Regions from separate parts of the Homo sapiens genome. Here region 2 is linked to region 1. Evidence: read pairs that join two places in POLR2A ChIA-PET (ENCODE). Cell type or tissue: A673. All regions are shown on one strand. Each heading gives the region's core, and the rest is flanking DNA. Links, peaks and the distances in the headings are about the cores only.

The links. ChIA-PET counts read pairs that join two places held together with the same protein. Peaks named below come from ENCODE experiments on the same cell type or tissue, not always from the same donor. Only the 100,000 strongest peaks of a DNase experiment are listed, where the experiment ranks them.
Region 2: POLR2A ChIA-PET joins it to region 1 with 5 read pairs; 2 of 35 experiments call an interaction of 5 or more read pairs at or near these places.

The regions. Positions count from the first base shown.
Region 1 is chr19:30,506,796-30,522,351 of GRCh38, forward strand. The region is part of intron 2 of ZNF536 (zinc finger protein 536); the gene reads left to right. Among named protein-coding and RNA genes, the nearest start is that of ZNF536, 140 kb to the left of the region's middle. RefSeq lists an enhancer at 5,239-6,560. In A673, for the core only: no CTCF peak of the experiment used is centred there; a DNase peak (open chromatin) is centred at 6,136.
Region 2 is chr19:30,608,989-30,624,544 of GRCh38, forward strand. It overlaps a transcript of ZNF536 not described here. Among named protein-coding and RNA genes, the nearest start is that of ZNF536-AS1, 53 kb to the right of the region's middle. In A673, for the core only: no CTCF peak of the experiment used is centred there; no DNase peak of the experiment used is centred there.

The DNA of each region.
Region 1 (15,556 bases), core at 3,679-8,678:
GTTTAACCTGATTATAAAACTAATGTGTGATCATTGCAGAAGGGTATAAGCCAAAGATCCATGTAAGGAAGGAAAATATCAGTCTTAACTCTTTTGCCCTGAGATAATCATTCTTAACATTTTGCTTTATATCCCTTCAGGCTTTTCTATGAAAAAACTACTTATCTAAATATCTTTTCATTTTCACAAAAAGGGGGATCGTAGTATACAAATTGGTCTTGTGATCTGCTTTTGCCACTTAATACCCTGTTAGTGAATATTTTGCATGTCAAAAATACAGACCTGGCTGGGCGTGGTGGCTCACGCCTATAATCCCAGCACTTCAGGAGGTGGAGGCGGGTGGATCACCTGATGTCAGGAGTTTGAGACCAGCCTGGCCAATATGGCAAAACCCCGTCTCTACTAAAAATACAAAAATTCTCTGGTTGTGGTGATGCATGCCTGTAATCCCAGTTACTTGGGAGGCTGAGGCCTGAACCCGGATGGCAGAGGTTGCAGTGAGCCGAGATCCCACCACTGCACTCCAGCCTGGGTGACAGAGCGAGACTCCATCTCAAAAAAAAACCAAAAAACAAAAAACAAAAAACTGGGAAACTTGAGCTAGAAGTTTATGTAGAGAAAGTTGAGAAAAATAAGATTAAAAAGAATGCACTTTAAAATAAACTGTTAGGGATAGTAAGACAATGAAATACAATAAACCTTTTTAAAAGCAAACAAAAAAGCAACTTAAAATAGGGAGAGACAGAAACTTAGAGTTTGAAAAAGATTAAAACTTGACAGTGTTCTAGTTTTAAGGTGTAAAGAATAGAGAAAAAGGGTTCCAAAAACATATCTAAAAGGTATTTAAAAAGGGAAATGAAACATTATAAAAGAAGGTTAAGAGATTACTAGAAGATAAGGCAAGTCAAAGGAGAAACAATCAAGACACCTTAAGTTGGAGGAAGCTAAAATTATACCAAATATAAGTATCTAAAGCCAAAATATTATGACTATTTTAACCCAGTAGGCACAAATAAGAGACAATCAGGCAGGTTGTTCAAGTGTTTCATGCGCATACGTGATGAACCCAGAATTGCCCATGCTTTTTTCTTTCTCAGGTATTATCACATTTAGTTATCTGAGTAATTATTTGATTAATGGCTTTCTTCCCCACGAGACTTCAAGATCTGTGAGGGCAGGATCCTTGCCTGTTTAACTTAGGAGTGATGAATGGTAAATATATGTTCATTAAATGGAAGAATGAGTGAGGCCTCTCCCAGAACTCGTTTTCCATGGAACAGGGCCTGTGGCACTGTGCCCCAGCAGTCTGGAAAGGGAATTGCTCAGCAAAGGGGATGGGGCTGTCGGCTCCCCCTGCCTCACCAACCACTAGAGCCTTTTACCATTCACCGATTGCCCATGGAAGCTGAATTATGACCCCAGGCTTGCAGGGGCTTATGGGAAAAAGGGCTATGAGAGGTAGAAAGCCACCATCTAGGCATGGGGACACCCTTGGGCTGCCATTGCAGACCCCTGCCTGAGTGGCTTTGGAAGACATTCTGGAAGGGAAACAAGGGCTATGGCTGTAGAGGATGGGGAGGACCTTTCTTCTGGTCACTCTCCTTCATTCTTCAGTCCCACTGCCTGGGGTATGACTGGGACCAGGTCAGAAAAGGACCCCATTCTGCTGAAAAGGAAACTGAGCTGCCACATGGTGAATGACAGATGTGAGGCAGGTTTGATTTAATGATCCGGGCCATGAGACTGTGAGTCTTTGCGGCCCACAGAGAAGGCTGGAAGGCAGCAGAGGGGGGCCAGGTGGAGCAGGGAGCCCTGGTTTAATTTCTAAGAGGCCTACAACAGAGCACCTAGGTGCCCTAGAAAATGCGTTCACTGACAGCAGTGAGGGTACCTTCAAAATTCAAGTCCTATCTGCCCTACCTCACCACACCAACCAGGAAATTAAACAACCATGGTGCCCTTCCTTAGTGACTACATTTGTGGGTGTGGGCACCGTGGTTCTTTTCTCTTTTCTTTCTTTCTTTCTTTTTTTTTTTTTTTTTTTTTTTTTGCGTCAGGGTCTTGCTCTGTCACCCAGGCTGGAGTACAGTGGCATGATCATGGCTCACTGCAGCCTTGACCTCCTGGGCTCAAGCAATCCTCCCACCTTAACCTCCCAAGTATCTGGGAGCACAGTTGTGTGCCAGGCAACACAGGTGACTAATTTTTAAAAAATTTCTTGTTGAGATGGGGTCTCATTGTGTTGCCCATGCTGGTCTGGGGCTCCCGGGCTTGAGTGATCATCCTGCCTTGACTTCCCAAAATGCTGGGATTACAGGCATGAGCCACCATGCCTGGCCTCAACTGTGATTTTAAATGGTGGGATTGAGATTTTTTCCAAAAGTAACTGAACCAAGAAGGCCAGAGGGACAAAACTTGCAAATCGAGTTATATAATGTATACAATATGTATAATATATATAATATGTAATGTATATATTATGTATAATATACAATATGTAACATATATTATACATACATATATAACTACGTATGTATAAGATATGATTATAATTACATATGTATTACACATACATATATGATATATATTATATCTTATACATACATAATTATATGTATAACATATTATAATATATAATGTATGCATAGTATATAATTTATATATAATATCTGTATAATTTATGTATAATATATAGCTATATAATATATATTATTTGTGCATAATTTATATATAGTAACATATATTTATATATAATTTTACTGTGTATATTTAAGGCACACAACATGACATTATGGGACATATATAGATAGTAAAAAGGTTACTGTAGTGAAGCAAATTATTATATCCATCATCTCAAATAGTTATCCTTTTTTTGTGGCAAGAGCAGCTAAAATCTAAAATCTAAAATTCATTTAGCATGAATCCCACAATCAGTACACTTTTCTTACCTACAGTTCTCATGTTGCACATTTGACTTCTAGACTTGTTCACCCTACATATCTGATCCGAAGTACAATGGCTATTAACTACTTCATCAGGGGAAGAAGCAGAAGTTGGTGGAAACTGTTGAATCGTGAATTTCTTTCTTCGTTTTATAGCTGGTGAAATTCCATGTTCCTGTGGTGGGTAGTGCATGGCAGGAGCCGAGATCTTGTTTTATCAAGATGAGTGGGCCTCACAAACAAATGATTTCATTCTGTTGAAAGGCATTATCACTGCATCTGACATGAAAATATTGTGGGGGGAAATTAGAAGTGGAAGTTTATAAAATGGAAGTGTCCGGGGGCAGCCTGCATTCATATCACCGAAACTTCAGCATAGCTTTTTTTTTAAAGATAGAAATTTTGCCCACATATACACTAATAAAAATAAATCTGTTTCCGATTACTAACTATGCAGCCAGGTGCTTGTTTGTTATGAGAAAGGCATGTTCATTAATTTTCAGCTATGAAAAGTGCACTGTGCCATAAATATACAATTCAAAATGTACTGCTGATAAATGAATACGCAGATTGTTAATGTGCCAGAGAGGGGTATTAGGCATCCAGCACAAGGCAGACAGGTACCCAGGTGATGGGGCTGGCACTTTCAGACCTGGCGTTCCAGCAACCACCTAGCCAGCCTCTGACAGTCTGTGCTCCTGTCTTTGGGAGGAGTTTGCACAGCCCCTCTTTGGGAGGCTTCAACTTGCCCTGTTTTCTCTTTATTGTGGCAGATTGGGCAGTGATAGCTTTAGGGAGGAAGGCAGGTGGCAATGAGTTGCCCGCAGAGGCATTCTACAGAGACGCGGGGATCGCTGCTTCCCTCCTTCATGATGGGTCAGTGCTCCTCGATGTAGAGTGTTGGCCATTGACCTCTCCTCTATGGTTGCAAGGAAGCAGACATCAGAGCTTCCTGGAAAGCTAGAAGTAGGTGGCTCTCAGCCCAGATGCATCCTCACCTCTCTCCAAGGAGAAGGATATGTTCCCACTGTAGTTATCCTCATCGCCTTGGACTGGGAGACATGTCCTGCCTTCCCTCTTTGAATGCCGTCACATCAGAAGAGTGACATCTTCTTGTCCCCGACCTGAGATGCTGATCAGCATTGTAGCTTTGCATCCTTGGCAGGACCTGTGTCTGCTGCCATGAGTCTGTTGCCCGGGTCAGGCGTAGAGTGGGGATGGATATCATATCTCCCATTTGGCCTCCTCAGAGGCTGAGCCCTGGCTGGAGAACAAAGGAAATAACACTCTGAAGTGTGGGTGGAGTACAAGGATGACCATCACCACTTGAGATCGTTTCAAGCATCTTCAGTTTTCAGAGCCTGAATGGAGGGGAGCCGTGGGTAAGATGGGCTGCTCCTGGCAGAGCATCCGGAAGGTGATGTGGCTTGGCGAGGCTTTTTCCTTCCTTCCCCCACCAGACACCTTGCCCAGCTCTCAGCTCCTGCTCAAGAACTCTTTTCTCTGGTTCATCTCTCGCAGCTTGGGGCTCCTGACTCCTTCCCTTGTCTGATAGAATGTCACAGACCCCCAATATATTTTGTTTACATTAAAAGCTAATGCAGCTATGACGTGAAATTTTAATTTATACACAAACCATAAAAAAGCCTTCAGGTTCATGAATTCCTGATGAGGCAGAGACTAACAGTATATTTTGATATGTTTACAGTTTATGTTTTCCACTAAGAATATCTAGTTTGTGGGTCTGTCTGGGGTGCTAGTAAAAGAGGGGAAGGAATGGAACGAATTCAAGCAGTTGTCTCAGCCTTCATTGTGTCTGCGGCCATGGCAGGGTTTGAAAGCATTTTCGGGTATGAGCTGAAATTTGTTGTACTGCTTGGTGGTAAACAGACACGTAACTCACCCCCACAGCAGACATTAAAGTGTTACAAATTAACATACACATGTAAAATTTTAAATATAATTAATTTAGCAGATAGGACCTTGCAGTTGTCACATTATTATTTAAGTCGGATGCTTGGGGTGGCTCAGAGCTTACATGGGTGGGGTAAAATGCAAGGAGACCGTATGCACGTTAATGACAAGTTAACTTGTGTCTAGTTGAGACAATCACGAAGAATTAAACAAAGCTTTTAGAGGGTTTCTGGTGCTATTTATCCTTCCCCTCCCTAATTTTCATAACATAGATTTATAAAGGAAATTAGAAATGAGGCAGAGTCCATAAAGGGTCCTTGGAGGATAATCCATACATTTACATTAAGTATAATTCGATGTATCATCTACGTGCAAACTTTTGTCTGCAAAGCATATGGCAAAGCTTTTATGGATATACAGACTTTTATTTTAAACTTAAAATGATGAAAAGTTTCTGAGCTTCAGGATCCTCTTACTGGTGACTGGAGAAATTGTTGATCACATTTTTAAAATTCAGAGAATTAGAACCATAAAATATACTGCAAAACACAGAATTTAAAATGGTTGTTTTTCCAATGCCTGCAAAATTGTTTTATTAGGGGACTGCGGAACACCTGCCTTAAAATGTCGTTCAGAACATCTCCCGAATGTCGTTTTCCTTAATTGACTTGGAAATGGCCCAAATGTATTGCTGAATGCAGTCTAATTAATATTAATAATAAATGCCATTATTAACATCAAAGAACATCTGGTGCTCCTGTTTACTCTGAAGCCTTATATGTAACACATTTTGTGGCTGTTTCATCTTGCAAACATTGTGCAGTAAACAGTTTTTGCCATGCAGGTCAAAACAGACCCCTGTCCAAGCATAATGCATTATATTTAAAAAAAATCAAATATTTTCTTTGGGTCACATTCGTTGCTGTGATACGAGTGTGGGTTAGAGGTCCCTTGAGTAAACCATTTTGAAAAAAAAAAAAAGTGCTGCTCCCAGCATCTGTACATTGGCTACATTAGAGTTTTGTACAATAAATCAACCACTGAATAACTTTAATCTAAAATTTCATTAAGTAGTTCTTGTCAGGTAGTAAAGCTGGATAATGCAGTGCTGTTTAATGATAATTGGTGTTTGGTTAATAAATTCTGCAAGTTCGAATTACTTTCTAGCAATCTATAGAATGCAAGCCTCAGCAGTGTAACTAAACCTCAAATTGATTAACTTGCATGAACCAGGCGTTCACAAAGATGGCACTATTCCAAATAAAAAAGAGAACAGCGCATCAGCCGGATGGTGTTATGTTGCTCTGGAGTAAGGAAATAAATCCCCTCTGGGTGCATTTTTAAAAGCTTATGCCTTTGAAATGATGTCATCATATTTTATTTTTTTTTCTTTTCTTTCATATTTTCTTTATATGTACACACACTTAGGTCACCAGTTCACAAGACACGTGACACATTAGAATAATGGAAAGCATTTTTTTTATATCATAGAATCAAAACCACAAAACAATTTAGCTGGAAAGTATTATTGAAAGGGCGCCATTACCAGCAAGCTGCTGCTCTCTAGCAATTAATGGAAGCAGGGTGTGGCTAGATGAGGGTTTGCTGTTTCCTTCCTACATCTTGTGTGCGCAAGAAAATAAAATATAAGAGCCATTTGCAAGTGAAATCAGCGCCTAGGTTCTTGGAGTTGCGCTTAGGAGTCCTACATCCCAGGTGCAACGACCCTGCAGGACAGCAGGCACCTTTTTCTGGTGGGATTTGTATTTGGGATGGACATATTGGATTAAGTGCATGAATTATGTTGATCTTCTCTGTGCCCCCAACCCCGGTGACTCCTGTGACATTGGTGTCATTCAATCAGCAGTCTGTAATAGTTCCAAGTTAAAAATAACATTTATTAAATGTCTTGTAACACAAGAATCTGGTCTATGATGAAGAGAGGAAAACAAGGCATCTAATATCAGAAGAAATGAACCAGGCTACAACAGGGACAGACAGGGAGGTGTGTCTACCAGGTCCTCCACTCTAGACTAGAGTTGAAGGGTGGATGGAGGATTTACCCCAAATGTGGGACTCCAGAAACACAGCTCCCGGTGGTCACAACCAACTTGTTTTGGAGGTGGAGCAAGGTCCTGGTGGGAAGATTGGTGGAAGACCAGGTGCTTGGGATGTGTGAATGCTAGAACATTCTCCACCAAGCTGTTTCTTTCTCCCCTGCAGATGGGGGGATTTTGAAGGATTCTGAGACCCTCAAACTCAGGGCTGAGCAGTTTATCAGCATCTGTGTGCACTGACTGGTGAGGGGCACGTTGGGTGCTGTGTGGGACACACGAGAGCCCATTGGCTTTCTGTGTGGGGGAGCAATGCACCAGCTCAGTGAGACCTGGCGAGCCAGGTCCTGTTTCTACCTGCCTCAGAGTGGTCCTTGACCCGTGGCAGGCTTTGCTTTGCTTTTGAAGCTGAGCAGATTGTGCCAAATGGCGTATGTTTTCAAAGTGATTCCCCTAAGGAGAGGAGCACAGACCTCAGACACACCCCTTCTACTAGCCTCCATAGATTATTCAATTGAAGCAGTTTGTCCACATCCAACTGGGTGGTTAGGGAGAGGTTATTCAATTTACTCCCACCCTCAAAAAAATCAAAAAGTCTGTTTTCACCCTGAGCCTCCCCTTAATCTCGTTGATGTGGCAGGGGTGGCATGCTGGGTTTCGCATGCTCTCTTTCTGATTGGTTTTCTGGTAATTATTTTACAATGGTGGTGTCTGGAAGCCAGAACCCCTGGGTCCTGCAGGGGGGTCAAAGAGACTCACAGGGAGATGAGAAATGGTGTGACTGTGTTGGAGCAAAGAAAGATGACCAAGTAGAAGAGTGACCAGTAGACGGGAAGACCCAGTGTCCCAACCTGCAGGAGGACCTTACCTCTCTTTTCCAGGACTTTATGCAGCTCTTCTGGTGGCTTTTCTTGGGGCATCAAGACCAGCTTCTTCTGCTTGATTCCAGAGGGCACCACCCCTACCCCACCATACCTGCCCCTCCAGGCTGTGCTTCCATGCTGCATGCACAAAGCACCTGTCTTGGCCTCCACATCCAGAAACTCTTCTCATCCCTTCATCTCCATATTGTACTTGCAACGTGAGGACCCCTCATTGTTGACTCCGGCTCTGGGTAGCTTGCAGAGCTCAGTATCAGGAATCCAGTGACCTTGACTCCAGTCTGCTCTGTCCTTACTAGCTGTGTGAGCCTGGATTTGTAATTCAACCTCTGTAAGCCTCAGTTTTCTCATCTGTACATTGGAGATAATAAAACTCTGTGGCCCAGCGTGGTGGCTCACACCTGTAATCCCAGCACTTTGGGAGGCCGAGATGGGAGGATCATTTGATGAGCCCAGGCGTTTGAGACCAGCACGGGCAACATGGCAAGACCCCATCTCTACAAAAAACACCAGAAAAAACTAAAAATTAGTTGGGTGTGGTGACTCACACCTGTAGTCCCTGCTACTTGGGAGCCTGAGATGGGAGGATCACTTGAGCCCAGGAGTTCAAGGTTAGAGTGAGTTATGATCGTACCACTGCACTCCAGCCTGGGCACCAGAGTGAGACCCTGTCTCAAAAAATAACCCAAAATATAACAACAACTTCTGCCCCAAAGGGCTGTTGTGAGGATGGATTTAGACAATGCTTTGAAAGCACATAGAATGTGCTCGATTAATGTTAACTGCTATTGAAGTAGTTATCGTTTATGATAAGAGTTCAGATTTTATTATTATTATCACCATTACTTTTAGTATATTTATTTTGCTCTCCCTGGTGCATGTGAAGCGCCTTCAGGATAAAAACCTGAATCATCCTCATGGGAAGTGTCCCGTGCTGTTAGGACAGAGTAGGATCTCAGACAGCGCTCTATGATCACAGCAGCAGGAAGGCACCTCAGGAAGCCATTGGTAAAACACAGGGGCTTTCTCGGTCTTATACCTTAGCCAGAAATCCACAGTGGACAATATAGAAGCAGATACAAAATTGTTCCTGGCCTTCCTCTTCTTAATGGAATCTCCCAGAAGTAAAATAAGAATGCCCATTGCTCTAGGCCAGGCGTGGTGGCTCACCCCTATAATCTATAATCCCAGAACTTTGGGAGGCCAAGGTGCACAGATCACCCGAGGTCAGGAGTTCGAGACCAGCCTGGCCAACATGGTGAAACCCTATCTCTACTAAAAAATGCAAAAATTAGCAGGGCGTGGTGGGAGGTGCCTGTATTCCCAGCTACTCGTGGGGCTGAGGCAGGAGAATCGTTTGAACCCAGGAGGCGGAGGTTGTAGTGAGCCGAGTTCATGCCACTGCACTCCAGCCTGGGTGACAGAGTGAGACTCCATCTCAAAAAAAAAAAAAAAAGAAAAAAAAGCAATAAAGAAAGAAAAGAAAAAAGAATGCCCAGTGCTCAGTTGAGAATCCTACATAGGCCCAGAGATTTATCCACAGAGAGACAAGGGCAGAAGGGAAAATTGGGTGGACATGTTTGCTGTGGTCTAATTGCTCTAAGATGAATGAGGACCATAGAGAGAACTAGGTACCTCACCACAAGATGCAAACATCAGCCAGGAAGGACCCAGGTGCCTCCTTTGCCGTCCTCCGTCCTCCTGGGCAGCTTCTCCCTGCACGGACCAGCCGGCCTGGTGTGTGTCTCCACGGCACTGAACCTGTGCAGGGCAGGCTCTCCATGAATATTTGCTGGCTGAATGAATGAACTCAGGGGCAACAGGAAAAGGACAACGTTCAAGCCAACACTAGGGACATAAACTTAAGTGAGACAATGAGGCCAGAAAGTCTAAAGTGTTTTCTGTCACTTGGTCAGATCTTTCTTTCTCCTTGAAGAAGCCCTATGAAGAAAGCCCTGGAGGAGATGATAATGGCGCCTTTCACCACGGAAAGGTCAACCCACATGTGTTCATTGAGTGACTCTGTGGGCCAGCCCTTCGCTCGGCTCTGTTGATGATTACGAGACAGGCAAACCCACGGGGTACTCTTGGTAAGTAGGCTGGAATCAAAACACATGAGAAAAATTAGTGAGCATTCCAAAGCAGCATGTCATTGTATAGAAATGTTCAGAAAAGGTTTAGAGACGGAGTGTGCCGGGAGGCCAGGCGAGGCTTCGTGGCGGCAGTGGAAGTGCGAGGCTTCGTGGCGAGGCTTCGTGAAGTGGTGATGAGAAACGCTTGAAAGGCAGGGAGGAGAAGGTCGGGCCTTCTAAACTTGGAGAAGATAGGGGAAGGCCAGGTGTGGTGACAGATCCCAAGGCCAGTGCAGCAGTGAAGAAATGTGTCACTGTCCCCTTGGCTCAGGCCCAGCCACCGAGTCCTGGGACGTGATCTTTACATCGCCTGGTTCTCTGGTTGATCCATCTTTCCCTCTGATCACTGCCCTTCCTCCTGGGGCCTTTTTGAAATCTGACTCAGGTTCTGAGCACACGTTTCAGCATTTCTGGATGCAATTTGGTATCATAGCGAAGAATCAAAGGGTATTTGCTATCACTTGAAAGTCTGTTTCTCTCCCTCTTCCTCTGAGTACCTGACCCCACAATCATCACTGGCTTTGAAATAACAGACCCATCATAATTACGAGAATTAGTCTGGAGGCTTCTGCCTTATTTGCCTAACTGAGATTATTAAGGCCGTTTTTAGAGGTGGAAAGGGCTCCCAGGATCATCTCGGCTGAGATGGCAAATTCAGAGAGATGCCTGCAGGGTGGGGGCCAGCCAGGTAGTGAGGGTGGGGAAGGGGCCCGGTGGGGAGGACGCATCCACTGCCCAGCCCATCAACCCTTGCTCTTTGGGCCCATGGGCTCAGCATTGGGAGATAACACAGTTTCTCAGGAGAAGCTGGAAATGCTGACCATGTGTGAGTGAAATGTCCCAAATTTGTATATGTTAAAAACAAACTTATAGCCTGCGTGACATAGTGAAATCCTGTCTCTACAAAAAATTTACAAAATTAGCTGGGTGTGGCGGTGCATACGCCCCAGCTACTTGGGAGGCTGACACGGGAGGATTGTTGGAGCCCAGGAGGTCGAGGCTGCAGTGAGCCATGATCACACCACTGCATTCCAGCCTGGGCAACAGAGCAAGATCCTGTCTCAAAAAAATAATAAATACATACATACATACAAACAAAAAAACAAATTTAACACATGAAAACCCTGTGTGATTAAACCTTTGCATCTCAATTAGAGTCCTCTGCCCCCATTCCATGATTTGGGGGTGCAAACAGAAGCCCCGAAATAGGAAAGGACTTGGGCGAGGTCATTAACGTGGTGGGCACAGCGTGTACCTACCCCCTCCTTTGCCAGGTCCGCAGAGTTATCTACAGAGGTCAGTCTAGCACCCTCCCATTAGCCTGCTGCTTGAACTGTCTCCTTCTTTCCAGAAACTTCTGCATGCCAGTGACCAGATCAGCCTCTCTGTGGCTTTGAACCCAGGGTGCAGAAGCCTGATCCAGTCAATGCTCCAAGCACGGTCCAGCCATCACCTCGCAGCTGGCCCTGTCACCTCCTGTTGCAGGCGAAGGGGCAGCAGCAACCTGGCAGCCCTGGGCAGCTGGCAGGAAGGGCCAAGCACTTACGAAGGGTAGCTTCAGTGTTCTTACAGGGTATTAAAGGAATACAGCGAGAGTTAATGCAAAACTCCTTCTTTGACTTAATTTATTATAATATATGTGGCTAAAATGTAGATCACACTGCTGTGTTGGATCTCCGTTTTGATTCCCAAAATTGCAATCATGATAGTGGATTATAACCGTGCTCTAACACATAGATGAGGAAATGTATTCCTGTGCAATTTTCCCCGAAGGAGAAGTCAGAGGATAAGGGGCAGGAGTTTTGAATAACCTTGCAACATTTAGTTGTCTCTCTCAATTATAGGATAGAAATTAGCATCCCAGGATGATGTGCGTGTGTACGCAGCACCGCTTTGAATATTAGTGCAGAAGGACATCTGAGGGAATGGAGAAAATGATTTTCCATATGAAAGAAAAAGTCACTGGTATCGAATCGAGCAATGTGATGTTGCCTTTTATTCAGTAAGTGCCTACTATGTGCTGGGCACCTAGCTAAAGGTTGGGGGTGCCACCGTAAACCAGACAGACCACAGGTTTGCCATGGAAGTGAGCCTTAGCAGTCAGTGTTGGGTGATGCCCAAAAAGGAGTGAACCAGGGCAGAGGGATGGGGGTGCAGGGATGGGGGAGCTATGGGAGAGCCTGGATTGCAGGCTGAGGGAAAGAAACATCCCGGGAGCAGCACGCAGATGGGAAAGCCAAGTTTGCTTCCTTGTTCTGGTGGTGCGTGCAGAGCATCCGTGTGGCGGGATGCCCCCAAGAACATACATCTGGGCGGACTTTCTCCTCAGGCCCAGAGACTCAGCAGAAGTACCCAGGCAGAACGAACGGCCTGAGGTGCTGCCCCAGGGCCTGGACTCTGCAGTCTCCACCAGCAACGGTTCAAGGCCAACACCTGCGCAGCCTATCGCGTCCCAAGGTTCTGTTGGCCCAAATCAAGCCACCTGCCTCCCCCAGCCCAGCTCTGGGGTGGGGCTCCCAAGAGCCACCAGCCTTGCTGCAAAATAGGATTGAATTTCTGTGTGGATGTCGAGCCCTGGCTGGGGCAGGTGTGGACAGGGAAGGGCCCTGTGGCAGGAGGGACTGGAAGCTTTGCACAGCACCTTGGGGCAGGTGAGGCTGGGAAGACCAAGCTGACTTCTCCTTGCCCTCCACGGGGTTGTGCTCTGGCAGTGGGAGCCCTGCACTCTCTCAAGGAGAGCCTGGAGGAGCTGCAGTCTGCAGCTGCAAGAGGAGGGGGCTGGACTGATGGACCACAAGGGAATGGAGCCCTGGGATACCAGACACCAGATTCCCCACGTCCAGCTTTCCTTCCTGGAGAGAGCCTGTGGCAGCCTGTCCACTCACAGACACAGGCCACCTGGACCCACTGCCAGGCCCCACACCCTGGAAGGGCAGGTCAGAGGTGGCTAGTTATGTACTTAAAAGGAAAAGGCAGACTTCTTAGATTGCATGATCATGGAAGGGTGGCCAGCCCTCCCCAACACCATTCATTCATTCATTCATTCATTCGGCTGGTCACCAGTATTTATTGAACACACTGTGCCAGGAGGCTCTAAGGGACACAAGAGTGAGAAAAACAGACCCCATCCCAGCCTTCAAAGAGGTGGCAGTTTGGTGGCAGAGACAGATATTAATCACACATATACGCTCAGTGCAAACTCTGAGAAATGTCCTGAAGGTTAAATTCTGGGATGATTGGGCAGACCTGACTTAGTCTGGAAGATGAGAGCAAATGACATTGGAGCTGAACCCTCAAACATGAGTGGGATTAACCAGGCAAGATGCAGGTGGTGGGCCTGGGGCTGGTGTTTGGGGTTTGCATTTCAGGAAGAGGGAACAGTATGTGTTGAGATTCTGAGGTCCAACAGAGAGAGAAATTTCTGGCCCGGTGGGCCAGTAGGGCCAGCTCTGGGATTTTTAAGGCATTTCAGGATGAGAGGAAACATTTCTTAGATCTCATTGCAGTCCCAAGTTCCTGAAGCTCTTAAATTCTTTTTCAATATCAGGGCATGTGTTCTCGGGGTAGGGGATGAGCCAGCCAGGGGGCTTCCCGGGTGCAAGCCCCCAGCGTGTAGGACTGAAGGGCCCTGGGACCTGTGTAGTTGTGGATGAATGGGGAGCTCTTTGGAGATGTTGAGAGACCAATGGGATGCTGAGGCCTGAGCTTCTACCTGCTGTCTGCTTCTTTCTCCCTGTCATCCCAGTGCCCACATCCCCCCAGGTCCTCATACCCCCAACTCCTTCACCTACTCCCCTCAAAGGGGTGTTTGGAGGATAATACCAAGTAAGCTCTAATTTCTGGGTTAGACAATGTGGGAGAGAGTGAAGATGTGTTATGTCTACATGGAGTTCCTACTCAGGGCTCGGTGGTGCTTGGCATTAGGAAACCTTGTTGATCATGCAGGGGGAGGGGCTGACCATTTTGGAGGATCCTATGGTGACTCCATGACATGGATCACCACCTGCTGGTTTGCTGTTTTATGCTGGTTTACCTTTTTCATACTTTAGACCTTGTAGATGGTGGGGTTGGGAGGCTACCAATTGGGACTCTGCTGGATGACCTTTTGTCCACAGTAGGAGGCCTTATTCCCATGTCATAGGCAGTGTTTGGAGGCTGGGCGAAGGTAGGAGGCATTTACAAACACACAGCTCGGAAGTGGCCTCACCAGACGGAGCCCAGAGCCGGCCATTGCCTGGTCAGTGGCTTCCCCACTCTGCCACGCAGGGTTTAAAGTGCATGCAGCTTTGCAAGCCCATTGCCTCATGAAGCACTCAGACCCTCTGTGACTGGCACCATTCTCCAGTGATCCAACTTTACCAACAAGGAAATGAAGGCTCATGAAGCTTTGGCGCTTTGCTCAGGACCACAGAGCCAGTGCTAGCAGAGTTTAGATTCAGACTTGGCTCCCGGAGTCCCTTGGTGTTTTGAGGTGCTCGAATGCCCAGGCAAGCCTGTTCAGGCAGCATTAAAAGTGGCCCGTGTGTCTCCCTGTGTTGAGGAGGATTGGGCCATCTCTGTGCATGTCTGGGGGCTGTGGGGACACTTTGCTCAGCTACCTGCTGCTCCCCTTCCCTGAAAAGCAAGGGCTGCTATTCTTGCCTGCTTCTTCTGGGGGGCTTGTTGGAGGACACACTCATCTTGGGATCCTTGTCTCTGGTCTGAATTTCTTTGGACCAGTCTATGGGATTCCCAGACTTTGGGAAGTTCCCATTGAGAATTTGCCAGACTTGTTATTTTCATCTGTGATCACAAGAAAAACAAGCAAACTTGACCTTCCTCCTGGAAGCTGCTACCCAGGAGGCTAGTCCTGGAGCTAGGTCAGTTCATTTATTAAAGCATTCATTTATTCACCCCATTTGGGGTGAATATTGGCTGGACACCGGCCACGTGCAAAGTATGGAGGAGGAGGAACCTCAGCCCTTGTCCTTTGCACTTTACAGGCTAGAAGGAAAGCTGGTGTCAAAGAAGAACAAAATTCAAGCCCTGTATCTAGCCAGAGAAGCCAGCTGGGGGCCACTTGGGATGGGACCAGGTGCTAACCGCGGTGATAACTGGGAGTGACGTGGCCTGACTTATAATCAAGAAAGGTCACCCATGTGGATATATCAGAAGAAAACAAAGTTGCCTCTCAGGAACTACCAGGAATAAATTTACACTCCTCTCAGTCTCTACAAGGGGAAACACAGTGAAAACTTAGCTAAAAGTGTCACAGTTGTATTGTGTAAACTACACTGCCCTTCAAGCAGCATGGGACATCACACTGCCAGGGACACGAACACTGGACCGGGAGGGCCATTCGCAGGGCACCACCCAGGGCTTCTGTTGGTCTGCAGGTACCAAGACAATGGACAGTGGAGTGGCCTCAGCTGTCTCCTTGGCTCCTCTGCTCTGTGGCCTGAGCCAGACCTGAAGGTTTTGTCCTTTGGAAGTCCACCAGCTGGGAACAGGTCTCCAGAAAGATCCATGTGCCTGTGCCTGATTGGCAGAGCTGGATATATATACATATATATATACATATATATAATATATATATAATTTTTTGCTAATTTTAATGTCAACTGAAGTATTTATTACTACAAGATATTGAAGGG
Region 2 (15,556 bases), core at 5,853-10,852, 100 kb after region 1:
GCCCATACGTGTCTCTCTCATCTTGGCTTGTTCACTACAACATGGTAACTGCTTGCTGAATTCGATGGATAGGAACAGCTAGCAAAGTGATTGCTTCTAGACTATCATTGCATTTTCTACTTTTCTATTCAATTGCTCTCCATGTACATAGTGCAATCCCTTGCCCCATCTCAGCTTCTAGAGAGAATTAAGAATGCTCACAAATATTAAAAGAAGACTTGTTTGAACCCCAGGAGGAAGATTACATTTTGGAATCTGAGCCTTCTATCAGTCAATAGAAAAATGGAAACAGGGTCAAATATATGATTCAGGGAAACCCACAAAATAGCTCTTGTCTAGAATCACCTCTGGACACTTTCTATACAATTTCTAATTACTTTTTTGAGGTTAGTTATAAGGAACTTCAAATGTATTTTTGTAGAGCTAAATTCTACCCCTGACTCTGCTTCTCAAGCACTGAATGACTGGCCTTAACATCTTTGAAGTTCTGTTTTTGCAGCTGGCAAATGAAATAATTTTTGCCATGGCTCTGACATAGCTATTGTGAGGGCCCAAGAAGATGTGGTAAAGAAAAGTGTTTTCTTAGCTGTAAAGTTTTGAAATAATTAAGAGGTTAATGGCAGTGGCCTGTAATGAAGCTTGTATAGTTAGGTTGGCCATCAGTGTTGTTCAAATGTACACTATCAAACAACTCCGTGCTTCAAGACATTTGTTTATTCATTTATTCATCCATCCATCCATCCACCCATCCATCCACCCATCCACCTATCCATCCACCCATCTACCCATCCATCCATCCATCCATCCATCCATCCATCCATTTACCTACCCATCCACCCATGTATCCATCCATCCACCCATCCGTCCATCCATCCACCCATTTATCCATCCATCCATCCACCCATTTATCCATCCATCCATCCATCCATCCATCCATCCATCCATCCATCCATGCATCCATCCATCCATCCACTTATCCATCCATTCATTCAACCATCCACCCACCCATCTATCCATTCATCCATCCATCCATCCATGCATTCAGCCATCCATCCACTCATCCATCCATGTCACAGATATTTATTGAGAATCTACTACATGCTAGGCACTGTGGAAAGACAAAAGCACATCCCCAGCCCTCAGAAACTTCTTTCTAGTGGAAGTAACAAGCAAGGATAGTGGATGTTACAATGCCTTACAACACATTTTCTCATTTTTTAATGATAAAAATGTTTCTAGTTTCCTTAGATCTAAAACATGGACCTAAATGATAAATGCCTTTTGTGTGGTGTTGGGACAGGATAGGGTGTGACGGCAACCATATTTCCATCTGGCAGGGCAGTTCCAAGAGGCTGGGAGAGCTGATACTTCTTCACATGGCAGGCTGGGCTGGCACATTTGGGGATTACTTCAGATCCCCCTTGGTGGCCAGTCCTTGTGGGGGTCTCCCCCTCTGGGTGGGGGAGGCTAAGTCTGTGGATGGCTGCTCCATCAGCAGGTGCTATTTTAGGACTCCCCATTGGGCTGATCCTGGGGTGAGGTATTCCCATTCAATTTCTGTTTGAATCAGAAACAGAGTGGAAGCTTAGCCGTCAAAAGAGGAAGAAATGGATCTTCATGTCATCTCAAACTTTTAAGACAAACTCAGTTTCTAGGCTTACATTCCTAGAACATACCTTCTCCACTGGCCACCCATTTTGTTTTCTTTTAAATGTTTCCCTCTGAACCAAGGACAGCCCTGTCACCCGACTGTCATTGCTGCAGAGTGTGTGTGTGGAGGCGGGTGGGGGGGATGAGGACTCAGACATGCAAGGCCACACCCAGAGAGAGCTGCTTCTAGCCATGAGAAGGAATAGCATGCCCATGTTCATGCATTCTTCAGAAATTTATCAAAATGTAGCCTCTACCAAATGGAGCATTGTTTCTTGAAGAAGCTCTGTTATTTACCTTCACAGTACCTGCCAAACTCGAAGAGCTTGGAGGCAATCATTCGCTCAGTTGTGGCATTTTTGTTGAGGGCTTACCATGTGCTTCCAAGTCTGGGCTTCCCTGCCATTTTGTGTGTAGACAACTTGTGGAAAATAGGAAGGTCGTTGTTAGGATAGGGTTAGGAGAGGGGGAGACCAGAAGAACCCGGAGCCATTGGGAGTCCTTCCAAACCCTCTGGGGGTAGAATAAGTGACCTGTTCATTTGACATTGCAGGGCATCTATCCTCCAAGATGATGGGAAGCAGGAAGGAGTCTCCTCTCTTCCCATCCCTGTACACCCATGCCACTGTCATTAAGGCAGTGGCAACATATGTGGCCACAGCTGAAATCTCAAGTGAGGGGGAGCCCTGAAGTGGGGGACCTCAAAGCCACTCAGTTTGCAAACAGGCATCCCAGAAAAGCTGCCCTTGGACCCCTCTTATACTCCTTATTATATTGCATTAAAACCCCCTGCTCTGTTCCATTGATAAAGACAGAAATAAAAGGTGTTCTTCCTAATATGCAGTCATATGAACCATATTTGTTCACTTACCACATAATCCTTAATTACTTCCATACTTTTATGTATAAAGAGCTTTGACTGCATTTCTGAATATGTAGTAAACTGGGTAAACCAGAAGTCATTCCTCTCTCTAAATTTGGGCAATCTGGGTAGGGAAGGTTTAGCTTTAGGGTTGGTGACATGGCGCGTACTATTTCTGCATAAATTTCCTTGGAGTCATTGATCCACTGAGTGTCAAACAAAATGTGATACCCACAAAATTCATGTATGACCCTGACATTTTTCCAGTACTTAAAGTAATTGCCCTTCTGTTTAATAACAGTGTTTATAAAATTACTTTCTGATTGGCTAGGTCCATGGAACACTCGTGTCAATATCTGCTGCAAATATATGCCTGTGCCCTTTGGACTTGGTTTTCAAAATAATTTTCATCTCTTAAGCGTGGATCAGTGGCAGCCCTGGGAGTTAGGAGTCAAGGCTCCTGTGCACGGATCTTTTGCTGTTTGGTCGTGGGCATTTTGGAATTCTCATGGCAGCTTCCTGGGTTTGCACACTGAAGTGAGGATGGGTCTTGTGTCCTCTGTGATTTCTGTATCTTTCTAAAGGGATTTGAGATTATGAAATGAGCAGCCCAGCTTAAGGATTTGGTGCTCCCGAAAGAAACATCGTTTCACTCTTTTATTGAGTTTTATGCTCTACATTTTACAGATTTAGAAATGGGAAATTGTGAATGGGTGATTCGCTATCCAAGATCAATTAAGTGGAGAGGAGATGGTGGTAGGATCTCCCCTGTCCCCCCAAATCCAGTAGGGTGTTGAGACTCTTGGATATAAGTAATTAGATTTCAGGCAAGCTCTCAAGCACTCTTGGGACTCCATACCCAACATTTCTATCCCCAAGTGACTTGCCTGACTTTGCGGGACCATCACCTCTTTACCAACCAGAGGAAACGGGGTGCCCACTTGATTCTCACTGAGGTCTCTGGATATGGAGATACCATGGAGAGAGGAAAACACGGCTTCCCATCTTAAAATGAGGCTGAACCAGTCCCAGGGAAAAGATCCATGTCGTTGGGATTTTCCATTTTGATGTAATGACTTGTAGATCTGTTAACTACCTTGTATCTTTTATGATTTCTCCCAGTGGGACTTCCAGGAACATTTTTTAAAATGTACCTTTTCAACTTTTTATTTCAAAATATCAGATTTTCTAAAAGAGTTTAAAAAGATAGTATGAGGAGTTACCTCATCCCCTTTGCCTAGGTTCCCTAAATGCTAACGTCTTACCTTCCCTTAGTTCAATGATCAAAACTGGGAAATTAACTTTGATGCAGTATTACGAATTAATCTATAGACCTTGTTAAAATTTCACCAGTGGCCCACTAATGTCCTTTCTCTGGGCCAGGGTCCAATCCAGGACTTCATGTTGAATTTAATTGTCATAGCTCCTTAGCCTCCTCCAACGTGGGGCGGTTTCTTCGTCTCTGTCTTTCATGACCTTGACATTTTTGAAGAGTAACAGTCAGTTACTTTGGAGAAAAACGCTCAGTTTGGATATTTGCCTGCTATTTTCTTATGATTAGATTGAAGCTATCAATTGTACCAAAGATGCCATGGGACTGATGTCACGTCCTCAGTGCATCCGGTCAGGAGGAACTTGAGGTGATCTTTCCTTACTGGTGATGTTAACTTTGGGTCACTCGGTTAAGATAGTGTCCTCCAGGTTTCTCAGCTGTCAATTTTTTTATGTTTATTTTTCCCTTTATGATGAAAAAGCATCGTGTGGGCAGATACTCTGAGACAACACGGGTCCTTTTTCTTTTCATACTTCTGCTCACTAACGTTTATATCCGTTGGGCGATCTTGCCTGTAACAATTATTATGATGATAGTCCAACTGTGATTTTTCTATTTCCCTCAATCCTACATGTCTTAAATTCAAATTCTTCTGTAAAGAAAAGCTGTTCTTTCTCTCCTATTGGTTATTCATTTTGAAAAATCAGTGTAGATGCACTGATATTTATTTTATTTGATGGGTTATAAATCCATGACTGTCAATATTTTGTTGCTCAAATTGTCTCAGATTTGGCAATTGGGAGCATCTTCTTCAAATTTGGTATGCCTCCATCATTTTTAAGCACTCAGGAAGTGTTTTTTGTTTTGTTTTGTTTTTACACAAGCACATAACTAAAACTGTACCAAAAGGTACACTTGTATAAGAAGAATTGAGTCTTTCTCTTACTCCAAACTCAGCCTAACCAAATTGAGCGACCATAGATAATGAGTATATTTTAATACATTTTAATACAAATATATGCATTAATTTTTAAGCACAGATTGAAACACATCATATTTGCAGTTCTAGACTTTGTTTGGTTCTTTTATTTATTTATTTATTTTTCTGAGACAGTGTATCACTCTGTTGTCCGGGCTGGAGCGCAGTGGTACGATCTTGGCTCACTGCAACCTCCGCCTCCTGCGTTAAAGCGATTCTTCTGTCTCAGCCTCCCGAGTAGCTGGGACTACAGGTGCGTGCCACCATGCCCAGCTAATTTTTGTATTTTTAGTAGAGACGGGGTTTTGCCATATTGGCCAGGCTAGTCTCGAACTCCTGACCTCCAGTAATCTGCCCGCCTTGGCCTCCCAAAGTGCTGGGATTACAGACGTGAGCCACTGCACGTGGCCCTGTTGGTTTTTCATCTGTATATTGTGCATATTTTTCCACCTCTTCCATATTTTTGTTATTAGGTTGTTGCAAAAATAATTGCGGTTTTTGCCATTGCTTTTAATGGCAAAATTAATAATAATTGTGGAGATTTCCTAGTTCCTTTGTAGAGTTCTACTCTTTTTAGAGATCTACTATAATTTACTTAACCATTACCCTGTTGATGAACAATTTGATTATACATAACTATATATATATATATTCTCTCTTTCATAACTGGCCACCTTTAAAGGAAGGGCAGTGGGGACTGGGCGGGGGCGGGGGAGAGAGAGAGAGAGAGAAAGTAGGTTTCTGTAGAACAAATTCCAAGAAGCAGGACTTCCCAAAGATGGAAACCTTTGCCCATCTGATAGGTTTCTGATTGTTTTTATTTGCATATCTTTAATTATGAGTGACATTGAACATCTTTCCATATGTTTAAAAATCATTTCTATTTCTTTCTCTGTGAATTGACTTTTCATCTCATTTGCCCATTTTTTTCCTATTGAATGATTTGTATCTTTCTCACCAATTTGCAAGAGCTTATTATATATTAAGGAAATTAGCCCATTTCTGTCATTTATGTTGTAAATATTTTTCCCGGTTTGCCATATGCCTTTTGATTTTGTTTATTTTTTTATCATAGTGAGGTTTTAGGATTTTTATGCTTAGATTTATCAGTCACGTTATGGCATCTATGACGTGCTTGCTCCTTGATTTTATATTAACCCCATGTTTTCTTTTATTCTCCCCCTTTTCAATTTTTTTTTTTTTTTTTTTTTTGAGGCGGAGTTTCGCTCTGTCGCCCAGGCTGGAGTGCAGTGGCGCGATCTCGACTCACTGCAAGCTCCGCCTCCCGGGTTCACGCCATTCTCCTGCCTCAGCCTCCCGTGTAGCTGGGACTACAGGTGCGCGCCACCATGCCCGGCTAATTTTTGTATTTTTAGTAGAGACGGGGTTTCACCGTGTTAGCCAGGATGGTCTCGATCTCCTGACCTCGTGATCCGCCCGTCTCGGCCTCCCAAAGTGCTGGGATTACAGGCGTGAGCCACCGCGCCCGGCCTCAATTTTTGCTTTTAGATCCTTAACCATCTTCCTTTTATTTTGATGTAAAAAGTGAATTAGGGTTCCAGTTTTATTCTTTGTGTCCTTTCTCCAACCCAATGGCTAGCCAATTGAACCAAACACCATTTATTAAATAATTCTTCTTTATCCCACTCATTTAAAAGCCACCTTTATTATTTATTAAATTCTCATGTGAGTTTACCCTAGTTCAGTATGCTCTATTTTACTCAATTGACATGTCTGCTTTTTCTGCACCTGTTTCAAACCATATCAATGATTTTGCAATTCAGTGTAGTATCTGGTCAGGCTTATTCTTTTTTTTTTCAGAATTTTACTATCTAGTTTTGTATTTATTTTATGTGATATTTAATCTTATTTTAAAATTATATTCCCCAGAAAATGCTCCGTAGAATTTTTCGGGGGTGGCAGGGGGAGGAGAAGGTAAAAAGCTACATTAAGTTTATAGATTTATAGGAAGAATTAATATTGTTATGACTTGGAGTCTTACGTCTAAGAGCAAAATAGGGCTTCCTATTTATGTTGCCCAGTCATTCTAAATAATTGTTCCTTATTTAGCCCCTAAATTCATATTGAGGTTTATTTCTGGGTATATTCTCTTCTCTCTCTTTTCTCCTCTCTGTCCCTCTCTCTCTGCCTCTCTATCTCTCTGTCTGTCTCTCTCATTGTATCCCATTGTAAATCAAATCTTTTTCTCGATCATGTTTTTCTAATTGGTTATTGTCTGGGTTAACTTAAACCACTGATTCTTGTATATTCATTTTATAACCAGCCACCTTGTTAAATTTTCCTATTGTTTTTAACATCTTTTTTCAGCAGGTTCTCATAAGTATTCTGGTATGGAGTCATATCTTTTTGCAAATAATCATAACCTGCTCTTTTTTTAAACAATTTTAGAATTCATGCTTCTTGCTCCTTTTCCATTGCAATGACTAATATATTTGAGAGAAATGCGCAGTAAGAGTGGTGGAAGTGGACATCCTGTCCCTGACTTCAGCGTGCATGATTTCAGCATTTCAGCATCGAGCATCTGGTTGTATGCATGTTACAGAAATATCCTTCTATGACTATTTGGTTGATTGTTTATTTGTTTTAATCAGGGATTTGTGTTTAAATTTATAAATGCCTCTTATGGAATTTGTGGAGATGATCAAATATTTTTCTCTGACATAATATTAAAATAGTGAATCATATTAATAGATTGCCTTATATTAAAACCTCTTTTTATTTAAGGAAATAACCCTATTTGATCAAGGCCTGTTATTCTTTTTAATGTACTACTGCTGCAATCTCCTTAAAAATGTTATTTAGAATTTGTTATTTGCATTGCTGTTACAAAGCATGATTGATTGATTTTTAATATTTTCGTCAGGTTTGATAACCATATTATATCACCTTCAAAAAAAGAATTTGGAAATTTTTCTTCTCTCTTTTAGCTCTTAGAGAGTTAAAATAGCATGGGTGTCATCTGTCTTGAGAAAGACTGATAAAATTAACCTGTGAAAACACCAGGGCCTGGTGCATTTTTGAGGCAGCTCCCTGAGAACTCTTTCAATTATTTTTTTCATGGTCCTTGCCCTGTTTAAATTTTTTCTCTCTCCTCTGTGGTCAATTTCGGTAACTACCCTTTTCACAAAAAGGCATTAACTTAATCTATTTAAAGCTACTTGCACAAAATTAAATATTGTGTTATTTTATATATATTATTTAGTGTTTATAGTTGTATCCATGTTACTGTTTCTGATTTCGTGAATTTGGGCTTCACAAATTGAAGATACTTGGTTCCTCGTTTTCTATATTGTGAACTGAATGTTCATTTCACCTATTTTCTTGCTTTCTTATTGAATAGCCTCCTTTTTTATTTTTATTTTTTTTTTATTTCCATGGGTTTTTGGGGAACAGGTGGTATTTGGTTACATGGGTAAGTTCTTTAGTGGTGATTTGTGAGATTTTGGTGCACCCATGTCCCAAGCAGTGTACACTAAACCCAATGTGTTGTCTTTCATCCCTCACTCCCCTCCCACCCTTTCCCCACAGTCCCCAGAGTCCACCATATCTGAATAGCTTACTTTTTTTTTTTTTTTTTTTTTTTTTTTTTTTTTATGAGATGGAGTCTGACTCTGTCACCCAGGCTGGAGTGCAGTGGTGCAATCTCGGCTCACTGCAAGCTCCACCTGCCGGGTTCACACCATTCTCCTGCCTCAGCCTCCCAAGTAACTGGGACGACAGGCGCCTGCCACCACGCCTGGCTAATTTTTTGTATTTTTAGTAGAGACTGGGTTTCACTGTGTTAGTCAGGATGGTCTCGATCTCCTGACCTCGTGATCTGCCCACTGTGGCCTCCCAAAGTGCTGGGATTACAGGCATGAGCCACCACACCTGGCCTGAATAGCTTACATTTTAAGGATTATATTCTCCCTCCTGTTATATCTTTAACCCCTATGCCACACAATTTTTTTAACCAGAGATTCTGCAATTTCCCTTTCATTTCCACTTTATCCTGAGTAATTTCTATCTTTAAAAAGTTTTTAAATGTTTTTTGTTTTGTTTTGTCTTCTATTTTAAGAATTAATATCTAAATCCATATACATCCTACACAGAGACTGTTGGCCTATCTGTCTTAAGCATGGTTCTGTACTAGAATTCCATGTGAGCAAAATGTGGTCTATTGCGTTTTATTCCACGGACAACAAAAAGAGTGTTTGTTTTCTATTTTAAGCGAATGGAATTTTGTGCATCTCTATTGGCTTTACTGTATACATTGTGCTGTTTATTTCTTCATATGCTTCCTAGTTTTTAAGTACTTGATTAGCGATGAGTTAAAGTCTCACTATTTTGTTTTGGTGATTTCTGCTTTTTAATTTCTTACTTTTTGTATTTGTTTTTGTTTTGCTTCATATTGTTCTTTGTGAATTTCTTTAGTGTATAATGCCCCACTTAGGTAATTGGGTCTTGTTCAATTGATTGTTATGAAGTGTCTCTTAGTCTAGTTAAACACCTGCCTTAAATTTAAACTTAACTGATAAAATTATCAAAATCTTTCCTTTTTTCTTAGTATGTGTTTGTGTTCTGTCTTTGCCAATCATTACAATTCTAATCTTTCTGATTCACTTTACCTTAGATGAGTTAAATAGACAGCATAATATTTTGTTTTCCTTTCATCATCCAATGAAATGGATATATCCGTTTCACTATACATACATCCAAAGAAAAGCATATTTTTATTAATAGATAAGATTGGCTTACTTATACTTATTGATGCAAAAAATGTATTTGGTTCTAGTTCTGTGATTTTACATTAAATCTTTCTTTTGTCTTTCTTTTGTTTTTGTCTTATGTTATCTGAGCTTTCTTTGTTTTATTGTGTATGTACTTGTATTTCTCCATTAATAGTATAGAAAAGTTGTTGCATTTTAAATATTCTAATAGTTACCTTTGTATATTTTCATAATACTCTCAAATCTTTTTGTTGATTTATTACTTTTTGTTTATTTTATTTGTTCCTTGTTTTAATATGGAATCCATAGGATTCTTTTTTTTTCCTTGAAATCTAAAATGCTCCAGGATTTTCTAAGACTCTGTTTTTCAACCCAAAGTCTGCATTCCTTTATTTGAGGATAGTTTTCTTTTATTACATCTTTGGGGTTTTGTTACTTTTTTGGTACAAGTTTAAAAGTGCAGTTTTGTATAAATTCTTTTTGTATTTGTATAAGTTTAAGGATGTATACATTTACAAGTGCAGTTTTATTACATGAATATGCTATGTAGTGGTGAAGTTTGAGTTTTTAGTGTAATCATTGCTGAAATAATGTACATTGTACCCACCACGTAATTTCTCATCCCTAACCCCCCATTTTTTGTGTGACTTTTCAAATACTCTTTTTTTTCGGGTGCACTAGTTATGTGCATGTTGAATTCTGTTTGTCTTGCTTATCTTTTTTTTTCTGTCATCCATTTTAGTTTTGGATGTTTTTAAAACTTTATTTTGTTTGATTGGTTTGATGGGCAATGCCTTCTCCTATGAACTTCAGATACTAATTTTTTCTTGCCTCTTTTGTGATGCTTAGCATTTGCTACCTAATTTGAGAGTAACTTAGGTACATGTCTGGATCCAAAATGAGATTCAGCTCTGTGAGGTCAGGAATTCTGTCTCCTCCATGGTGCCAAGCAGCAGACCAAGGTCCTCAAAGCAGCTCAATATATGTTCTTCATTAGAACCACAGTGTGTGGCCTTCAGCCAGTGTTGTCCCCAGAGAAGGGAGAGAGCAATGAGGGATGAAGTAGAAAGAGGAGACTTTTTCAGGACAGGAGATCCTGCAGGGGCCACAAAGGCAGGAATAGCAAAGCCCAGAGCTCACCGACTCACATGCACACCCCCAGTATTCCACATTCCATTCTGCTTTTCCCTGTAGTATTTTTCACACACATGTGATCCACTTATTTCTCATGTCTGTCTATATTTATTAATTCCCTGCTCTTCCTTGCAGGAAAGCAAGCTCTGTGGGGGACAGAAATTTTTGTTTGCTTTGCTAATTAGTACCTAGATCAGTGCTTTGCCCATAGAAGGTGTTCAGTAAATATTTTTTGAATGAACGGAAGCCAATAGGTGCCAGGCAAGTGACATGAAAGAGTGATGTGGACTTGATATTTACATACATATCTGTTTATTGGGCTATTCTGCTTTCACGAGCAAGAGTATTTTGTTGTATCTTACTTAAAGCATGCTGCCCCACCATCTCCCTTTTCTTTTTTTCTTCCTCTATGCTTTTTTTTTTTTTTGTAGTGATAATTTAGGTACACAAAAGGGTTCCTTTACCATAATAACAAGAACACGTTTAGTGCAAGAATACATGCTGGCTGACACTCAGCCAGACTCTTAAGGTACAATAGGGAGTGGTGGGGACTGTGGAAAACTGGAGAGCAAATGCCTGGCCTCAAGGGGCAGCCTCTGCTCTCTTCCTGTGGTGCTGCCATAAGGGAAAGCTGGGCCGGTGTTGCCACAGCAACCTGTTTTTAAAATAAAGGTTCTGGGTCTTCATGTGAAACATCATTACTGCTAAACGTTCACTCAAACATTTTTAAAACACACACACACACACACACACACAAATACAAAACAATGACAAAAAAACTAACCTTCTTTGGGTCAAGATCAAATAAAGCAAGCTGGGTCCTGGAAGGGACAGTGGAACTGCCTGGTGGTGACATTCACCCAGATGGGGAATGGAAGTCCTGCAGGTTCCGGTGATTCCTGGCTTTTCCTCCTGCCATCCAGGGGTCTGTGGGCACCCTCCCTCCTCTGAGACGGCCTCTCTCCTGGGCCACTGTGCAGAGTCTAAATGTCATCCCCATGTGTTGCAGTGGTGGCTCTGGAGACATCGGGGTGAGCTGTCTAAAGGGGTGTCAACTCATTGGACAGGGTATAATTTCAGTCAACGTGTTCCTGTCTTATTTTAGTTCAACATCATTTCCCAGTTGCAAACCTTTTGAATGACACACGAAATGCAAAACAACATAAAAGGTCCTCCCTCCGGCAGATCTGTGTCCATGCAGAACTTTAATTATTCTTTTTGAATCCTCATAATAATGTGCTACCCCAATTCTGGCAAAAAAAAAAAAATTGAAAAGTCTGATGGAAAAGATTTGTGTCACCTGTACTAGGATTCCATTTTATTTTTTATAATAGTCTTTATATTTTTAGAAGTGCTGAACAAAAGGAAGGGGCTTCTAATCAAGAGTATTCTTTAGATACAGAGCATCAGACAATATTTGTGATAAATAGAAAATAACTGCTCTGATAGTCTTCTGCGGTGACATTTAGAATATCACGTTTGTCTTTAGGAAGTATTTTTAGTCAGATTTGAAGAACAGCATCTAACATACTTGCTTGGCAGGGAAGGGGCAGGTGGCTATGTTTAGTAGTTTTGAGATACTAGATTAAAAAACAAAATTTTCACCAGGAATGAAGCAGTTAGGTATTATTAGACTTTTTTTCCCCTTTTAAGAGCAGCAGAGGTGTCTCTCATAGATCATTACAGATGCTTCGAAGGTCTTTCTGGAAGTAACTGACCTTCCTTCTCACATATCGTGCCAGAATTTTCATTCCAGAGTTTTAGAAAGGGGGTGTGGCCTCTCCATGCTGCAAGCTGGGTGTACAAAGCCCAGCTCTTCTCAGTGGGGGGACTCAGAGGCTGAAATCAAGCATCCTTTTTTTCTCTCCAGACTCATCAAACAGTCCATATTAGATGAAATCTGAGCCCAAGAGAGCTCCATTTTCTTTGAAAGCTATGCAGGGTGGCCTCCAAGCGCCAGACCTAAAAACAATATCTTTAAAACTGCCAGCCATAATTCAGTGTGATAAAGTAACTATGTTTTTGTTTTAAACCTGAGAACATGTAAAGTTACAACAGACATAAGCTGGGTGAGGAGCAGCCGGGTGGGAGCCGGTGTCCCACAGGCTGGGTGGATGCCGTGGGGCCCTGGGGCCAGCATCAGGACATAGCCCACTGGGATTCAGCTCTGCAGCTGCTTAGAGGCCGGGAACCTCACAGCGTCATCTGAAACCACCTGTGCTTCTAGGTCTTTCTCTCTCTTTCAAACCCTCTCCTCTTCAGGCTTCTTTCCTTGATTAATTTGTATTTTAAACGAAAACAGTTTGAAATGGTCCCCCAGACAGCGTGCAGTGCCCTTCAATTCATATCCGCACTCCTCAAAACAGAAGATTAAAAATAAGTTTCTGGCTTCTGCACTTAAATGGAAACCTTTAGTAATCAAAACTAGCTCACCATCAACTTCCCGGCTTGAAACGTCCATTTCTCCTGCTGATGCAAGAGAGAGAGTTAGTTATTTCCATTGGCTTTCAACTGACCCTTAGGCAGATGGGAAGAATGGGTTCCCTGTTATTTATTTGGGTGTTTTGGGCAATTTGCTGTACATAAAAGCTCTAAATATGGCAGCAGCTGATATTGCCCCAAAGAAGGAGGTTAATAATGTAGATTTAAATGGTGTTTAGCAAAAGCAAAATCTCAGAGACATCAGCAAAGTTCAAGTGTCATTCAGAGTCTATGAACCAGCAGTGTTTAGGGGAGTTCAATTTTCCTTTGGTTTTTGGGGGACAGCCTAATGCACCAAGTGCCATCATGTCCCCCCAGGGGCATGTTTGGCTTGGGGCCATGGCAGGGCCTCATGCCCACCGGTGGGTCAGAAGTGGCCGTTCTGGATGTGTTGTTCGAAAACCTAAGATTTGGTGCCTTGCTGGAGTCGCATAATAGACAGCGTCACTTTCACACCTCTTAAAAGTCTTTTTAAAAATAGTCCCTCTAGCAGGAGGCTTATTTGGGATGCTGTGCTTTACACCTCTGTATTTTCAGACTATCTGGGGATGCTTTTTATATATGTTGTTTTACCCTCAGCTCCCTGGTTCCCCGCTACGCAGCTGTAGGTTGAAGGCCCAGCTTTGGGAGTCACCAGGGAGACGGGGAGGTCAGATGTTTGGGGTGGTGCTTTGGGGAGGAAAAGCAGGCTGCTGGCCCTGACAGACTCACCACCTGCAGGCCACCTCACCGGCTGCCTGCGATGTTGGAACCCCAAATACCTCACTTCCCTGACCTCCTGTATCCTCCAAGGCAGACAACCTAGGAAGCCCCTGCCCCATCTTGGACCCAGAACCCACTCCTCCTAGAGTTTTTTTTTTTCTTTTATCTCTGTTAACAGCAGCTCTCTGTCCTTCTGGTTTTTTCCAGCTAAAAATCTTGTGTTTTTTTTTTTGTTTTTTTGTTTTTTTGTTTTTTTGAGATGGGATCTTGCTGCATCACCCAGACTGGAACACCAGTGGAACAATTGGTGTCATTCTTGACCCTTCTTTTTGTCTCCTACCCCATATCCATTCCAACAGCAAATCTGCAGACTGCACCTTCAAAATACAGATAGAAAGAATAGCCTTTGCCATCTCCTTATCCACCCTGCCATGAGATGGGCCTAGACCAGGAACAGCCCTTATTTCGTTATCAAACAGAATCCTAGCTGGTCTCCTGGCTTCTTCCCTGGGTACTATTTTCAGCACAGTGGTCTGAGTGATTCTCTTAAATGTTGCATTAGACCTTGTCACTGCTATGCTCAGATTCTTGGGGGCTCCCAATGCCTCTAGAGCCAAGGCAGTGGCCAGCAATCCCCATGCAATCTGGCTTGCCACTATGCCCTGGCTTTGAGTCTTGCTATCTCTTGGCTCTCTGCCTTGCTCAGTCTGGTCTGGCCACACTGGCCTCCTTGTTGTGCTCAGGCCCAGCAGCCTCCCAGGGCCTTTGCATGGGCTACAGCCTCTGCTGCTACAATGACTTCTCCATGCATAATTGCAAGGTTGGTTTGATCCCTCACCTTTTCTGGGTCTTTGTTCCACTGTAGCCTCTCAGTGAGGCCTCCCTGAGTCCTCCTATTTAAGATTTGGACCAGCCCCATCCTAGAATTCCCTCTGCCTCTTTCTGCTTAGTTTGTCTCCAGGCCTTTTATTACTGTTTGCATGTTACAGAGCTGCAAATGTTGGGGTGTTATCTGTTTTGTTTGATAGTGGATCCCGTAGCACTCTGAATAGTGTCTGGTACTGGAGGGGCCTCAGTGCATTTTGTATAAATGAATGAGTGAATGACTAAATGAATGAACAGACTGACTCTACAGAGTCCCATGTTTCATGGGTTAGAGAAGTGGTGTCCTTTATTGGAAATGGGCTTCGGAGTGATTCTGGCTGTGTGGTCATGACTGCTTTGTGTGACTTCTCTGCCTCTCCTTCATAAATGACTCAAAGAGGTCCAGGACTTGTCTGGCGTATTGTGGGGTGTGTGGCACTCTGGGGTGTGGGTATGCCTTGGGAGCCCTATAATAGCATAGTAGTCAGGTGGATGGGTCCAGGCTCAGCCGTATGCCCATGTGACCCCTGGTTGCTTGGCCCTCCAAGTTGACCCCTCCTGTTCCCTCCTGTCTTTCCAGACCCACCAGGTTTCCCACACAGGGTCATCTATGAAAGCTTTTAGCATCTGTCTCCATTCCCACTGTGAGGACCTGTGCCTGTTTCTGGAATCTAGAGCCTGCCTTGAGCCTCAGGGTGCTGCCCTTACCTCATCAACTGCTAGCTCCCCTGGGAATCTGAGCCCGAGCCCAGAATGATCTAACAGTGTTGGGAAAGCCCTTAACACATGCAGTGATGGCTTCCTAGGTAGTAACACTTTTATGATCATGCCATGTATTCTTGATTCTGAGCTACCATCACCTATATAATGGGCCATCTTTG